Linked DNA regions of Mus musculus: region 1 is linked to region 2. Evidence: chromatin loops called from intact Hi-C (ENCODE). Cell type or tissue: gastrocnemius. All regions are shown on one strand.

Region 1 (8,000 bases), 170 kb after region 2:
GATCTAACCAAGACTATGCGACATTCTGCAGGAAGAGGATGTGGGGTCTGGGATCTCCCAAGTTGAGAAGAAGAAGCCTTGCTGACCAAGGGAGTCCACCATGTTGCACTGAGCTCGGGGCTTTCCAGTAATGTCAGACTTCAACCTTTTTTAGCATCAGAGCTCAATAACAGCAAGACCTGAGATTCAGCGGTGACGTTGAGAACTCGGGCTGGATTGTGTGCATCTTACATTCTGAGATGGCCACGATCCTTCAGGTTCAAGGGTGGAACACTTGTTTACATACGGAATATCCCTTACTCGTTCAGGTGTTGAACACCTTGCCCCAGCTGGTGCTGTTATTTTGGGAGATGGTAGAAACTTCAGGAGACAGGGCTTAGAGCAGTGGCTCTCAGCCTGGGGGTTGAGACCTCTTCAGGATTGCGTGACCCTTTCACAGGAGTCGCATAGCAGATATCCCACACATCAAATTCTTACATTAAGATTCATAACAGTAGAAAAGTTACAGAATGAAGTAGCAACTAAATAATTGTATGATTGGGGGTTGCCACACCAAGAGGAACTGTGTTAAAGCATCGTAGTATTAGGAAAGCTGAGAACCACTGGCTTACAGGGAGAAAGTAGGTCATTAAGTCATTGCCTTTGAAAGTTATACCTGGTCACCAATCTCCTTCTCTTGTCTCCACTTCCTGTCCCACATGAAGCAAAGAACCCCCTTGTAATGGCTTGTCCCAGGGAGTGGCACTATTAGGAAGTGTGGCTGTTGTGCCCTGAGTTCACGGGAAACCCAGACGAGCCCAAGAATTGCAAAGTCCACTGCATCTTGAAAAAGAGTCTTTCATTTTCAAGTTCAAACTCAGTTTGCCCACCTAGCACTCACTTCATGTATGTTGGCAAGCAACCCTGAGTCTAGAAAACATTGGGCTTATATACAGTATAGTTAGGAACAGTGTGGCCGGGCGTGCACCACCACACCCAGCTTCAAGGACTAATTTTATGGCCAGTCGTAACTGTCTGTGACCTGACCTCTGTTTACCTTTTTTCCCATGGTCTCCCTTGAGCTTGTTATTTCTCTAAGGTCTCAAGGACAGGCACCTGGAGTTTGGCTGCTTATCAGAGGAGTGTTGCGCGCCATTCTAACACTAGGGGAGTGGGAGGGAGGATGGGAGCCTCTGGCGGGGAACGCAGAGGCAAACTGTTTGTACAACACTGAAGTCTCTCTAGTATCAGTAATTCGGGGGTTACAACATGGCCTTGTTGGAGTAGGTGTGGGCTTAAGACCCTCATCCTAGCTGCCTGGAAATCAGTTTTCCACTAGCAGCCTTCAGTCTTCAGATGAAGATGTAGAACTCTCAGCTTTGCCTGCAGTATGCCGCCTGAATCCTGCCATGCTCCCACCTTGATGATAATGGACTGAACCTCTGAACCTGTAAGCCAGCCCCAAATATATGTTTTCCTTTATAAGACTTGCCTTGGTCATGGTGTCTCTTCACCATGCAGTAAAACCCTCACTAAGACTCTTCACATTCCCGCCTGCCACTATGATGTTCTGCTCAAATGAGGCAGGCAAAGGAAACATCGACCAAGACCTCTGAAAATGTGAACAAAAATAGACCTCTCCTCCTTGGAAGCTGTTCACTGGGCCACTGTGTCACAGTTACAAGTAGCTAACACAGGCTGGTGTGGCGATGGGGTGTCGGCTGGCAGGTTACTTTGCTGGTTGTTGTGGTAGAATACCTGAAAGGAACAGTGAAAGGGAGGAAGGAGCTGTTTCAGCTCATGCTTTGAGAAGGAATAGAATCATGGAGGGAGGCCTGGCTGCATCACATTGCATCTCTAGCTGGAAGAGAGAGATGAGCTACTGGGGCTGCACTTGCTTTGTCTTTTTATCCACTCTGGGACTCCAGCCCATGGAACGCGCGCGCGCACACACACACACACACACACACACACACACACACACACCACACTCATAACACACACACACACCCTACACTCATAACACACACACCCCACATACATACCCCACACATAAACCCCACACTCACACACACATACCACACACAAACCTCACACTCACATACACACACCACACTCATAACACACACACACACATGCACTCAAACACACACACACACCACACTCATAACACACACACCCCACATACATACCCCACACATAAACCCCACACTCACACACACATACCACACACAAACCTCACACTCACATACACACACCACACTCATAACACACACACACCCACACACACACACATTCACAGACATACTCAGGGTGGGTTTCTCACCTAAAACCCTAACACCAAGGAGGCTTCCCAAAAGCCCGTCCCCAAGGCGACTGATTCTGAGTTCCATCATGCTGACAATTAAGAGCACACTTCACAACCGAGGAGTAGAGTTTTAGGAGTAAACCCTTAGAAAGTCCATCATCATAATTACTTCCACCAACCTCGTTTCACATTTGCATCCAGAGCCCTAGCCTTCCTTGGGTGTGGCAAATGCCTGGACTCTCTGCATTCTGCTGGTAGGTTCGTTTCCCAGCAACCACCACAGCAGCTTGTATCTGTCTCTAACTGCACTCCCAGGACATCTGAAGCCCTCTCCTGACCTTCAAGGGCACCAGGCACACTTGTGGTTACACACATACATGCAGGCAAAACACTCATACACATAATAAAATAAATATATTTTTTTAAAAAAGCAAATGATTTTGCGTCACACCTACACTCAGTGGGACCCAGTGGTGTCATTCACATTCAGGGTGGGTCTTGCCACTTCAACTAATCCAATGTAAAAACTCCCTCACTGGCTTAAAGTCTGGTTTCCAAGGTGATAGTAAATCCTATCAAGATTAATCACCACAGACCGTAACCTACCTTAATCTTTTATTTATATCACAATTCTTATGTTTCTTTAGATGTACGGAATTTTGTCTAAATTGAGATCCCCCCCCCCATGTTGTATTCCCAGCATTCCAAATAGTGCCTGACACAAAATATGTGCTCAATAAATAGTACTAATGCTGAATGAGAGAATGAATTATATTCTATCATAGTGCTCTATAGTAACTCAGAGTAACTTCATCTTGCAGGGCGGTATTAGCTTCTCCAAAAGAAAGCTAAGCCAAGTTAACTCTGAACGTATATCCATTCAATAAATGCTCAAAGCACGAAGTGTCTTCAACTGATCACGAGCTTCCGCCATAAAAGAGGCTGCATTCTCATTCTGGGCACTCTGAAGTTTGTTGGCTAGCAGAAGAAACAGCCACATGGGAAAACTTGCAGAGGGAGAATTTGACTGTTCACTTGGTAGCAGTCAAGGAATAACTAAGTAGAGTGGAAACCTGTTCCCGGGTTCACACGAGTGCACAGGGAACCCTTTCAGTATGCGAGCTCTGTGAGGGCAAGAACTTGTTTTCCTAGCTCCAGACCTATCCTCAGACAATTGCACCACTCACTACCTTAGTTGCTTAGTGCATTAACTGGAAGGAGCGGGGCACTGAGAAAAAGAAACTTCAACCTTGACATTTAAAATTATACGACCTTTATTAGAATCCATTGATTTCATGAAGCGAGGCACTTAGGATGAGTTCTGTATATTTATCTACCCCATCCCCAGTCACACAAATAGCATGTAGCTAACCTGGAGGTCCACAGCCTCCCAGTTCTCTTCGTCAAGCTTTTCTCTGGCCGCCGTTTCTGAGAGCTACGGCAGGAACTACGTCACTGAGCAGCTAGGGCAGCGGCTCGGTAGCAACCGAGGCGCAAGGCTGGAACGTCGTAGGCACCCCGGGATCTGCACGGTCGGCCCTTCCCAGCAACCCTCGGTGTCGCTCCTAGTTGGCCCCCCACAAGCCCTTGCGCGCGCATGGGCGGAGCCGACCTCTAGTGGGCTCTACCAACTTCAAAGTGGAGGGGTGTTGTCGCCAGGCTCGCTGAGAGCCGGGGCGCTGGACAAGGGAACAGGGACACTGTGAACGGAAGACAAAAAACAATGTATAGTAAAACAGAAGGCGGATCCAGGGTATCCCGCGAACTCGGCTTGCCTCTCCCGTGAGCCTTGGCGGGGATCTGCCTCCTCCTCCGCTGGACGCCCTCGGTCCTTAGTTTGTCCCACTAGGGGCGACCGGGTCGTCACGTGCTCCTCCAGGTCCTCTGCAGGAGCGTGCATCCTATCCTGCCTTGGGTACGCTGAGCCATGGCAGCCCTGCTGAGACCCGCGCGTTGGCTGCTCGGGGCCGCGGCGGCCCCGCGCCTCCCGCTGTCCCTGCGCCTCCCTGCGGGCGTCCCGGGCCGGCTGTCCTCCGTCGTCCGGGTCGCGGCTGTTGGTAGCCGGCCGGCTGCAGGGTGAGTACCGGACCCTTCCTCCTGACTGGCTGCGGTGGACGGGCTGGTGTCCTGCTCGTTTGCTCCAATTCCGTGGTCCCGGCTTCTCAGGCATGAGGCCACCCCCTCCCCCATGCTTTGCCAGTGGTTTGGGGTGACAAGGTTGAGAGTCTTGAGAAGGTCATGGTCGAGGGCATGGCTGGCTTCCGGCTTGCTGCTTGAGGTCTCTGCCTGCTCTAGCTTTGGAAAGGCCCGTGAAGCTCAATGGCTTTGGGGGAGTGGATGGGGCTGAGGTGGGGACAGGCGTTGTGCCTTTCCTTAGGAGTACCCTTCCTGGGTGCTCTCGCACGCTGGTGACCAGTAACCTGCTAGTCTGTAGTCTTACGAGGCTTTGGTTTTTCATTTTCTTTTTCTTGGGATTGGGGTTTGAAGTTCTAGTGATCTAGGGATAGTTTAGAACTTGACATTTGATCATGGCCAGTTCGGGTTTTTGCTTGCGTTGTGCTGAGTGGAATTTTCCTTCAGTATTTACACAGATGTCATGGGTTGGAGATTGTCACACTAGAATGGATTAAAGGACGCGTGCAAGGTGCTCTGTTGGGATCTATGTACCTACTGCAAAAACAAGTTAAGTTCCTAGTTAGTGTCATGTATTTTTGTGAGTATATGCCTTTCTGGATTGAGGTTATAGGGAAACAAGTATGTTCACTTAAAGAACATAGATATTCTTGACAACTGATAAAGGAAGGTTGGGTGCTTAGGTTTTAGTACCGGAAAGAAATTGACAGTTGTACACCCCACACTAGAACTTTGGGGTCTAGCAAACAGACTTAGGAAGTATGATCTGGAGTGGGGAGCCATGGACTGAGGGTGCTTTGGCTTATTTGCATTAGGCTATTGGACAAATCACTCAGCAGCCCAGGCCTTAAGTTTCTTTAGGTACACAGGTGGACACCGTATAAGGTTAGGACTATTTCATGAGATACAGGGCTTGATGTATATTATAATAACACTGTAATAGAAGTAACTGTCTTCACGGGCCAGCCCGGCACGGCGTATAACTAGATAGATGAAGGAAATGCTTCATGATGTCTGAACAACTTGGTTGTCTTTGGAGAGATGCTTATTTGTAAGTTAGGGTCTTGCCTCTATTTTTGTGGTAGGCTTGAACAGTGAAATCATGCCCTAACTTTCATGTCTTCTGAGACAGCAGTGCTGGTTCCTTTAGCTTTCCTCTAGTGACTAGAATCTAGTCCTTCACCCGAGGCCCCTCGGGGCCAGGGCTAGTGCTGCTACAGTGCAGGCATTGATGTTTGCTGTTGGGTTTGGCAGAAACTGAACACATTTTAGTGACACATCTGTGTGTTCATCAGACCCGGGTTCCACTTCCTCGCTGCATACTCGGATGGACCTTTGACCAAGCTCCCCTGGTTCTGACTTGTCTGTAAGGGAGGGCATTGGGTGTCTTTGTAAAGCTTGTTCAGTCATTCAGCATCCGGGTGTCTCTTCAGAAGCTGTCTCTCCCACGATCCGAAAAACTGGCTGCATGGGGTCAGCCAGCATGGTGGCTCATCAAGAAAAGGTACTTTCTCTGCAAGCCTGGTGACCTTTGTTTGATTGCAGGACCCACATGGAAGGAGAGAACGGCTCCCACAACTTGTCTGTGACCTCCACAGTATCCATGCACATACAAAAGATAAATGGAAGAAAAGCTGTAAGCAGTAACATGACTATGCCGGGGTGACCCACGCACGTGTTTCCCCACACGCGTGTTTCCCCGTAGAGAGGAAACTGCTCAAGCATAGTACGTGGTCTTGTTAACGCGTGTTAGGTCATGGCAGCCAGTGAAGTAGTATTTGTTCTCTTTCTCTGGACTTTGAACACTTTCCGGCCAGTCTCCTATCCCACAGCTTCTAAGCCTGTGTGGAAAACACAACCTTTCTCAGGATTCTATTTATTCTAGAAGCGTCCCACTTGCTCTCTTTCTTGCCCATGGTTTCCTGTCTCCTTTGCTAGCTTCTCATTCCCTGTCGCACACTGTTTTCACACTGCACCTGAGGCTTCGTTCCATTTCTTACTTTTTTTTTTTTTGATACAGTATCTGTATATAGATACCTGGCTGTTTTGGGACTTAAACTCACAGAGAACGACCTGTTTCTGCCTTCCAAGTGCTGGAATAAAATGTGTGTACCATATGACCAGAATCTTAACTATTTAGAAAAAAAATATTCTTTCTGTTGTATGTGTTTGTGTGTGTGGTGCCTTCAGAAGGTGTCGAGGCCCCTGGAGTTGTACTGACGTGGGTTCTGGGTACTGAACTTGGGTCACTTGGCAGGAAGTGTTCTTAACTGCTGAGCCACCTCCCCAGCCCCATTTACATTTTTTAAATCATAGAACTCATGCTCCTTGAGGAATAATAATCTTCCTTAACTGTCACCCAGAGAGAGCTGGTGTCATACCGTTAGTGTTTCCAAAAGTCATTTATGAATGTGTGGCTGTGTGTTGGTTTTCCTTGAGTTTTGCTGGAGACATGGTAGTTATCAAGTGTGTTCGGGGCTTGAGTCTCTGACAGAGTCTGCCTCTCTTCCTCTTCTTTTCAGGATGCCCCTTTTCTGGCACCAGGAAGGCACTGTCAGTTCTGCTTCTCAGGATTGTTTTGCGCCTGCCTTCTTGCTGCTGTGCCCGTGTTGTACATTAGATGCTCACGTGCTTAGAGGCTTGGCCGCAGCGGCTCCTGCCTCCTCACTCGTGTGTCCTCCTTGTAGCTGACCCTTTCATCTCCAGCGCCTTAGGCACTGCTTGCCCCTCTAGCCTGGCAGCTGCATTGCTTTTCCTGGAGGTGGATCGTCAGTTGGATAGCTCCTTGCCCAGCGACAGGTACTTCAAACCCAACACGTCTTGAATGGAACACAGCTGTGAGTGTTGCCTTTTCTGTTACTCAGAAAGAGCCCACGCGTGTTTGTGCTTTGTTGTTGTTTTGTTTATTTTCCCACATACATCTTGTTGTCCCCTTTCATTAACAAATGATAAAATCCTGGGAGCTCTTCTTCATCTGGAATGGGTGCCTCCTCTCTGGTGCCCCCATCATCCTTTCCCCAGGGTTCCTGGAGAAGTGGCCATGTCATTTCTGTTTCCAGAGCCACGGCCCGACAGCTGCTCTCACAGGTGTTTTGGAAACTGGAGTGGTCTCACGCCTTCTGTCTTTCCATGTAAGCTGTTATCCCTGCCATAGCTAAAATGATCATGTGAACATGTGGAGACTGACGTTGGAGACCTGGCCAGGGTCTAGGACCCTGCTTGTCTTAGCAAGCCTGCGGACGACAGAGGTGCTGTTGGGCTGGTCATGAGGGCTTTACTGGACCAAGATGTCCAGCTCTCTGCTTTTGAATGTGGTGTTCATTCTCCTGTGCTGAGAATTCGCTCCCACTGCAGACCTTTTCCAGCCGCCTCTGCCATCTGTCCCTTAAGTCCTGGTACACACATAACCACCAGATGCTGTTACGTGTGACACTGTAGACCTGTTGTTAGGCCTTAAAGGACTTCTCTTACTATGTTACCTCCCTTGAGGTCTAATTGTGTTCATGGAGTAGGTGTCAAACATTCAACAAACAAGTAGATATTGAGAGGGGTAGCATGAGATGAAGATTGAAAAGAGCAC
Region 2 (8,000 bases):
GCTTCAGAAGAGAGCGTTCAGGAGCTGACGAGCAATTAGAGCACTTGCTGCTCTTTTGGAAGACCTGGGTTCAGCTCCCCAAGCCAAAATGGCAGCTCACAGCTGGCTGGAACTGGTTCCAGGAGAGCTCCTGCCCTCGCTCCCTCTTGGCCTCCACTACTAGCACCAGGCACTCACGTGGTGGTGCAAGTGGGTCATTTACACATTGTAAGCAAACACTCATGAAACAAATATAAAAAAATAACTTTTTAAAATATGAAAAGAGAGGGGAGACAAGAATGGTGATACACTATAATCCTAAGAATCTGAGGCAGGAGGATCACTTTGGGACCAGCCTAAGTAAGTAAGACCAAGGTCAGCCTGAGTCCCATTTTGCGATCCTGTCTCAAAGAAAAAAACAAAAAACCTCTAACAATTGGGGGTGGGGGTGGGGGGACGGTATTTCGGATGTGTGTGGAGAGGATTGCCCCACTAAATAATAAACAGTAACAAAAATTAAGTTCTTACGACAGCACACACTCTGTCCATTTGTAAGGACCACAAAAGCATTTTTTTAAAGAAAAAAAAAATCACTAGCTGGGTGTGGTAGTACAGACCTTCAAGGCACTTGGAGACCAGAGAATCTCTGTGAGTTCAAGGCCAGTGTGGTCTACACATCGAGTTCCACACCAGCCGGGGTTATATAATCAGCTCCCTATGCCCTGGTCTCAAAATAAATAAAAGATTATCCTTTAAATATTATTGCAAGTGAAGTCTACACTGGGAAAATTCTATAATAGTCAGAATAACCTCCATACTCAGAGATGATGTATTTCAAAGGCAACCTACAAAAGGAACACTGTAATTGCACAACAGAGAAAGTAAATGAAGTAGTATCTATGAACATGTAGGGGCCATCGCGCAGAACACACTGTGACTTATACCCTCTTCACTGGACAACCTACCACTTCTCCATCCAGGCAGTAGGCTCAACATAAAGAGTTCCTGTGCTAATCCCACAGTAAGCTTCAGTTAACTCTCACATCACAGGAGCTATAAACGTTTGTTAACAGAAAAAGAATGTTTTTCCCAAAATAGCCGCATAACATGAAGACAACCCAAATTCCCTAATAATCCCTTTATAAGACTCCTGCCAGTTTTATTTTGATACATTAAACATGTGGGGCCTATTTTAAAAGTTCTGTGTGACTTACCAAAACAACTTCTTAGTTGTTTTTAAGTTTCCAAGTTGTTTTTAGAAGCGCTTGAATACTGATGAATTTGGGCAGCTATCAAATCCTTAAGAGGCAATTTTTTGCCAAATAAGATGGGCAAACGTCCTAGAGGTGCTAAAACTGGTATTAGAGGTCATGCAACTTTTTTAAAAAATGAAGAAATGGCTCTAACATTCACCAAGCCCTTCATTTATATAAGTTTATTTCAGGGTTCTTTTCAGCTATGCTTAATGATACTTTCTTTCCTTAAAGGCTTTTAAAGATAAAAAGTAATGACCGATCACATAATACTGTCCAGTCTATTCTTAATGGAATTCATGTAAACTTGAGATGGAGTTCATAGTAATTTCATTTAAGAAGCCCATTGTTAAGCACGACACCCGAAATTTTCGGACCGTGGTTGGTGGGCAACACACAGACACGAACCCCCGAGTCTGGCTAAGAGGAGCAAGACAAACGGTTTAAAGCACAGGAGGGGGAAGGAGGCCCGGAGAGGCACAGACAGAAAAACCAGAAAGATTTCACAAGAAAGGAGAGCGGAGCGCAGGGGAGGGCAGAAAGCGACCGGGAGAGAGAGCCACACCGAAAGGTGTTTTCCGGAGCGGCGGGCAGGACTGGGTGAGCCGCGGCCTTGGGGTGGCCCGCGCGCCCATGGGCGCTGCCTGCACGCCGCGGCGCGAGGGGAAGCAGCGGACTTCCACGCGCCCCGGCAAACTACTCCCTCGCCGCGCCGCGCCCCGCGAAGCCTCGCGCGCAAGCGGAGGCGGCGGCGGCAGCCCAGGCCCTGGGCCTAGCCCGGTGCTCCGAGAGCAGGCTGGACGGACGGACGGCCGTTCCCCCACTCGGCTGGGCGCAAAGCGGCCTTACCTGGGGCGAAGGTAGAAAGGGAGGTCTCGCGGGCTCGCCCGCCGCACAGCCGCCCGCGGCCCCCGGCTTTCTCCCGAGACGCGACACCGCCTCCGCCGCCGCTTCGCCCTCGGGGGCTCGGCCACCGCCGCCGCCCGAGCTGTTTACACCGTCCGGCCCCTCACACCGCCGCCGCCGCCTTCTCTCCAACCCAGAGCCGCTGCCGACTCGGCCGCCGCCACCTCCTCCGCCGCAGCCTGATCTCTCTGGAGCATCTTCCAGCCACCGGACACGGAGAAACAGAGACTCCAGCCGCGCCGGCAGGAAACTCCCCCGCAACTGCCAGGGGGGACCAGGCGGTCAGAGCACCAGCGGCTTTTCCGCCATTGAGCAGCGGCCGCTCCGCTCCTTCTGCAACCCCCCTCCCCTCCCCGCACCGCCGTCTTTCCCCGCCCCTCCTCGGGCTCCGCCCCCCAAGGGCACCCATTGGGACGCCGCGTGTGTCACCGCTGCCCTCGGTTTGCTGAGAAGCCTGTCAATCTACGTTCTCCCGCCCAACCTGGCCCCTAGTATCTTCTGTGCTTCTCTTTCCCCGCCCACACGGCCCCGCCTCTGAGTCTTTAATTTCTCATTGGGCGTCAGTGCCCACCTTAATTGGCAAGGTCAACTATCCATCACACACCGCCCACCAGTGAGGCCCAACCCTTCATTACCATTTACTTTATTCAGCCCCACCTCCGCCTTGCCCTAACTCCTGACGTCACCGACCTGCCCACCCTAGTAGCCATAGGTAGAGTCCTCCGTCAGTCAAATTACGCCCCAACTCGAAGACCGATATCCTTTTCTGATTGGTTCAAATGGCGGCCTGATCCTCCGACTATTGGCTTCCTCTACTTGTCCGTCAAGAAACCAATTTCCAAGTCCGTCACTTCGGCTTTTTTTAAATGAACGCGCAAAAGTATCCTAAAAGGGATTGGCTAGTATTCGTAGATGGCCAAGCCCCGAGTCTGCGGACCCTGCAGTTCTGACCTCTACACTTCGCGGAGAACGAACACCATAAAGAAACCAACGGGCAGTCCAGTTATAGGTGGAAATTGGTCCCACCCGGAGTGGAGAGAGCCGGCTTCTGATTGGCCAGAGAAGTGCCCCTAGACCCTCATTGGAAGAAGTGGCCGCCTCTCTTTGGCATAGAGCTGTGAAGGAAGAGCTCAGAAAGGTTCGAGAAAGGGCCTGGAGAGAGGCGTTGTTTTGCTTCAACTACGGGTGGGGCGCACGCGAGAGTGCAAAACTGGGCGCGTAGGGCTCTGGGGAGGTGATGCAGGGAGGGAAAGAGCCCGGATGTTCCCTAACAATGAAATCATCTCTGACCAATCAGAGCCTCATTGTTGGGATACCTGCATGACCTGTCTCCAGCAGGGGAGAGTGGGCGGGAAGTTGAGAAGGCTGAAAAGCCACTTGAGAAAATGGGACAGGAGATCCCTTCGGGATGATTTTGCAATGGTTCAGATTGTTCGTTCTTCTTATTTACCTCGACCTCCTGCCTTCCAGCCCTTGGCAGTTCCGTGTTTTGTTTCTGAGTCTGATTTTTAAAACTCCTGTCTAGGCTCTTGACATTCACTAGGTCATTCCTCTCTTAAAGAGCACCTGCATTTTGCTAAGCGTGGTAGGTAGAACTGGAGATACAAAAGTAAGGCAGGCAGTCCCAGACTGGGAATGGTAGGTAATCATTGAACGTCTGCAAAGGGTAATGATGACATAAAGGAGTCTCCCTCTGGGTATGATTACTCGGAAGGCTTCACAAAGGCCGGGAGAAAACGGTCATCTAGTAACCACATTGAGCTAGAAAGTGAACCAGGTTAATTCTTCCAGATCAAAGTGTAATGGGGCACTTAAGCGCTCACCTGAAGAGTTTTTAAACTCGCTCAAGTCTTTGAAAGACGTTTTCGATCTTATTCATACTTAGGTATAAGTTAGTTGGGACAACTTAGGTTTAGACCGACCTAAGGGAGTGCAAATTCAGCTTTGAAAAGAAGGACATATTTCTGAAGCAATTTCCAAAGTGAAACTGGCGGAAATAAACATTTGGTTGCAATTCAGATTTCTCTGGAACTTCAAGTTTAAGAACTCTGTCTTAAGGTTTCTATTGGGACCATGAAACACCATGGCAACCAAAAAGCAACTTGAGTAGAAAAGGGTTTATTGGACTTACACTGTAGCCCATCACTGAAGGAAGCCGAACAAGAACTCAAACCTGCAGATAAGAGTTGATGGAGAGGTTACTAGCTTGTTCACATGGCCCGCTCAGCCCACTTATAGAATCCAGGACCACCAGCTCAGGATGGCATCGCACACAATGGGCTGCCCCCACCCACCCCCACCACCCCCATCAATCACTACTTAAGAAAATGTTCTACAGGCTAGCCCACAGCCAGCTCTTAGGAATGAAAGTTTGTCTCCTCTCAGATGTCTCTAGCTTGTGTCAAGTTGTCATTAGAATGTAGCCAGCACACATGGTGTTTTTTCAGGATAGTGGGCAAACAGGTTCCTAAAATTAGAATCACCTGAGGTTCCAAGCTACATTCATGCCTACAAAATCCAGAGCTCACTCTGGGGAGAAAGCTCACTACAATACAATTTTATTTCATTTATTGTGATTCTGGAGATTGAACTTCGAAAGATAATTTTTAAAAGTAGTCTTTGGGTGCTAGATTTTTTTGTTTTGTTTTGGTTTTGGTTGTTTGGTCAGTTGACTGTTTGTTTGGTTGGTTGATTTGGTTTGGTTTGGCACACCAATTCTTAGACCCAGTGACTGAGAATTGGAGACAGCCATAAAAATTTCTTTCTCTGATTTTGCATACTGTAGGTGAGCTTCAATAAAGAAAAGAAAGTAAGCCCACTTTAGCTCTGACTACCCCTTCAAGGGGCTTCATTATGGAATCAAGAAGGGTTTAATTACATTTAGTGTTTGTGTGTGTGTGTGTGTGTGTGTGTGTGTGTGTGTGTGTGTTTGCAGTGGAGGTCTGAGGGCAATTAGTTCTTGCCATCCTGTAGGGTCCCAGAGTACAACTGAGGCTATTAGACTTGATTATAATCTCCTATCCCTGCAGAGCCATCTTCGACAGCCTGGGAATTATTTAAATGACTTACACAATATATTTTTTAAATCACACCTTTGCTTGGGACACCTTATATTAGAAGATTGAAGTACGGGACCTCACCTTCCAAAATAAGGATCAACATGCTAAAGATCAACAAATAAGGGCTCTTGGATTCCCTTGCCTCGAGAACCCAGGCAACCACAGACAGACATCAGAGCCCTGTCTCGCACTGCTTGATTTCCTCTTGATCTCCTTTGGCAGACACTCAAATGCAATATGAGATTCAGTGATGTAACTAGGCTGCGGATTGTATACAACTCACTCTTTAATCACTAAAAGTAAGAAAACATAACTGAGGTTTTGTTGTTTGTTTGTTTGTTTTATGTCTAAGACTACAATGAGATCACAGACGAAAAAACCATTAGGTTAACTTTCTGAATTACTGAAGCTTAGCAACAAACCCTTAAAGAAGCCCCCAAAGGATTCACAAGGTTAAACGGCGGTATGTGTCGTGGTAGATAGGGGATATGTCACACACAATCAGCACCGTCACAATGGTTCTGCAACAGCTTGGTACTCTGGTGACTACACCCTGAGCCTTGGTTTGCCCGACCATAATGCCTTTCTTTAGAGCCACATAAAGAGCAGTAGAGCCGGGCGGTGGTGGCGCACACCTTTAATCCCAGCACTCGGGAGGCAGAGGCAGGGGGATCTCTGAGTTCAAGCCCAGCCTGGTCTACAGAATGAGTTCCAGGACAGCCTGGGCTACACAGCGAAACCCTGTCTCAAAAAAAAAAAAAAAAAATTGAGACAATGCTAAGTATAAGGTAGAAAATTGTCCTGATTAGGATGCTCGTTTTCTTTATGCTGAGCTGGGGTCACTTTTGTTTGTCTTGAGACAGGGTTTATTGTTTTTGTTGTTGTTATTGTTTTTATGTAGCCCTGGCTGTCCTGGAACTCACTATGTAGACCTCACTGACCTCAAATTCACCAAGATCGCCGGGCGGTGGTGGCACACGCCTTTAATCCCAGCACTTGGGGGGCAGAGACAGGCGGATTTCTGAGTTCGAGGCCAGCCTGGTCTACAAAGTGAGTTCCAGGACAGCCAAGACTATACAGAGAAACCCTGTCTCGAAAAACCAAAAAAAAAGAAAAAATTCACCAAGATCCATGTTGAGTTTTTAAACCCCCAGAAGAAACAGCTGAGGTTCGCCTATTCAACATATCAAAGAGGACCTGGCCTCCAGGTTCTCCCAGCATCCCTCAGTCCTTGCCTGTTACAGGTGTGACTGGCATACCCTGCCCTCTACCCGGAACTCATCAGCCCAGGCACTGGGCTGCCCTTCCCCTAGGAGCTTTTCCCTGTATAATCCTGACATTTGGTACCTGCCCCTTTTGTGCCTCTCACCCCTTTGGCCTCCTGGCTGCTCTTGGCTCCCCTCTCACCATCTCTCCTTACTAGGGTCACGGTCACGACCACTGTTGACTCTCCTAGACGTGTCTGCCTCTGGCTATGCTCTCCCAGGTACTATAATAAACTTTCTCCCCCACCACACCCAGCAGCAGTCATGGCCTTTCCTTTCCGCCTTTCCTTTTTCTTTCTTTCTTTCCCCATTCAATCTACCTCCTGGGTGCTGGCATGAGAAGCACACACACACCACCGCTCCAGCTCTGGTTTTTTGGTTTTTTTTTTTTTTTTCACAATAAGACATCAGGGCTAGGAAGATGGTTTTGGTCATAAAGAGCTTGCCTTGAAAGCACTACAGTCTGGTTTCCATTCCCAGAACTTAAATAATAAAAAGCTGAGTTTGGTAGCATAGGACTGTATCCAAGCGTGTGTGTGTGTGTGTGTGTGTGTGTGTGTGTGAGAGAGAGAGAGAGACACAGGATCACTGACCAACCAGCCTAGCCTAACAGAGGTGCTTCAGACCATGAGAGACCTGATTCTTAAGAAACAGTACCCTAACCCCACCCCCTATTACACACATGCTCTTGCACAGGCATGAACATAAAATATCAGATAATCACATTTCCAACACATCTGGATGGTCTGTAAGTTCATCCTGAGCACAGTGCTTCCAATGCCACACAATGTTTTCAGATTTTAAATGGGGCACAGTGCATAGCAGTACCTAATCGAAGTCTACGTTGCAATGGGAATCTTCATATGTTCTTCATTAAGAACCTCTTACCTATTTGCTATGCCCATTTGTGTTCCTGTTTCATATAAATTACCAAACTTCCTTGAAGTACTTTGGTGTCGAACTCCGGGTACCCTGATTTGGGTTACATAGAAATACTGGGTTGAACATAATCCTCACAGATGATAAGCCAGCACTCTACCACCAGTGACTGGATATATTCTACTACTGTCTCTCTCTATATGAAATTTGGTAGAGTCGTTACTTAGTATGCACAAAGTCTTGAGTTCAGTCCCTAGCAACACATAAGCCATGCGGTGGTGCACACCTGACTTCTCAGCACCTGGGAAATAGAAGCAAGAAGATCAGTAGTTGAAGGCCAGCCTTGACTGCACAACAAGAATCCACAGAAGCCAGGCAGTAGTGATGCACCTTTACTCAAAGCACTTACTTGGGACGAAGAGACGGGTAGATCTCTGTGAGTTCAAGGCCAGCCTGATATACAGAGTAAGTTCCAAGATGGCCAGAGCTACATATAGACACACAGAGAAACCCTGTCTTGAAGGAAAACAAAACAAAACAAAACAAAAATCCACTGAGTTGAGTACTATGACAGGCACTTCTGACCTTCAGACAGGGTCGTATTGTATAGCTCAGGTTGGAACTTGTTACATACCCAAGGCTGGCCTCAAACTCATAGC

Evidence for each region. Hi-C counts contacts between places; a loop is a spot of excess contacts. Peaks named below come from ENCODE experiments on the same cell type or tissue, not always from the same donor. Only the 100,000 strongest peaks of a DNase experiment are listed, where the experiment ranks them.
Region 1: it touches region 2 in a loop (2.6-fold over the local background); 8 of 42 quality-filtered maps call a loop at or near these places.

What each region holds. Positions count from the first base shown.
Region 1 is chr17:84,786,728-84,794,727 of GRCm38, reverse strand. Lrpprc (leucine-rich PPR-motif containing) reads left to right here and starts at 3,942. Exons shown (of 38, transcript NM_028233.2): 1 at 3,942-4,363. The coding sequence starts at 4,215. In gastrocnemius, no CTCF peak of the experiment used is centred here; DNase peaks (open chromatin) are centred at 3,857 and 4,114; H3K4me3 peaks cover 2,597 bases; H3K27ac peaks cover 2,000 bases.
Region 2 is chr17:84,952,476-84,960,475 of GRCm38, reverse strand. Ppm1b (protein phosphatase 1B, magnesium dependent, beta isoform) reads right to left here and starts at 2,475. Exons shown (of 6, transcript NM_001159496.1): 1 at 2,082-2,475. It overlaps 1110020A21Rik (RIKEN cDNA 1110020A21 gene), which reads left to right and starts at 3,053. Exons shown (of 4, transcript NR_027929.1): 1 at 3,053-3,276. In gastrocnemius, a CTCF peak has its summit at 3,432; DNase peaks (open chromatin) are centred at 117, 2,654 and 3,258; H3K4me3 peaks cover 4,327 bases; H3K27ac peaks cover 4,289 bases.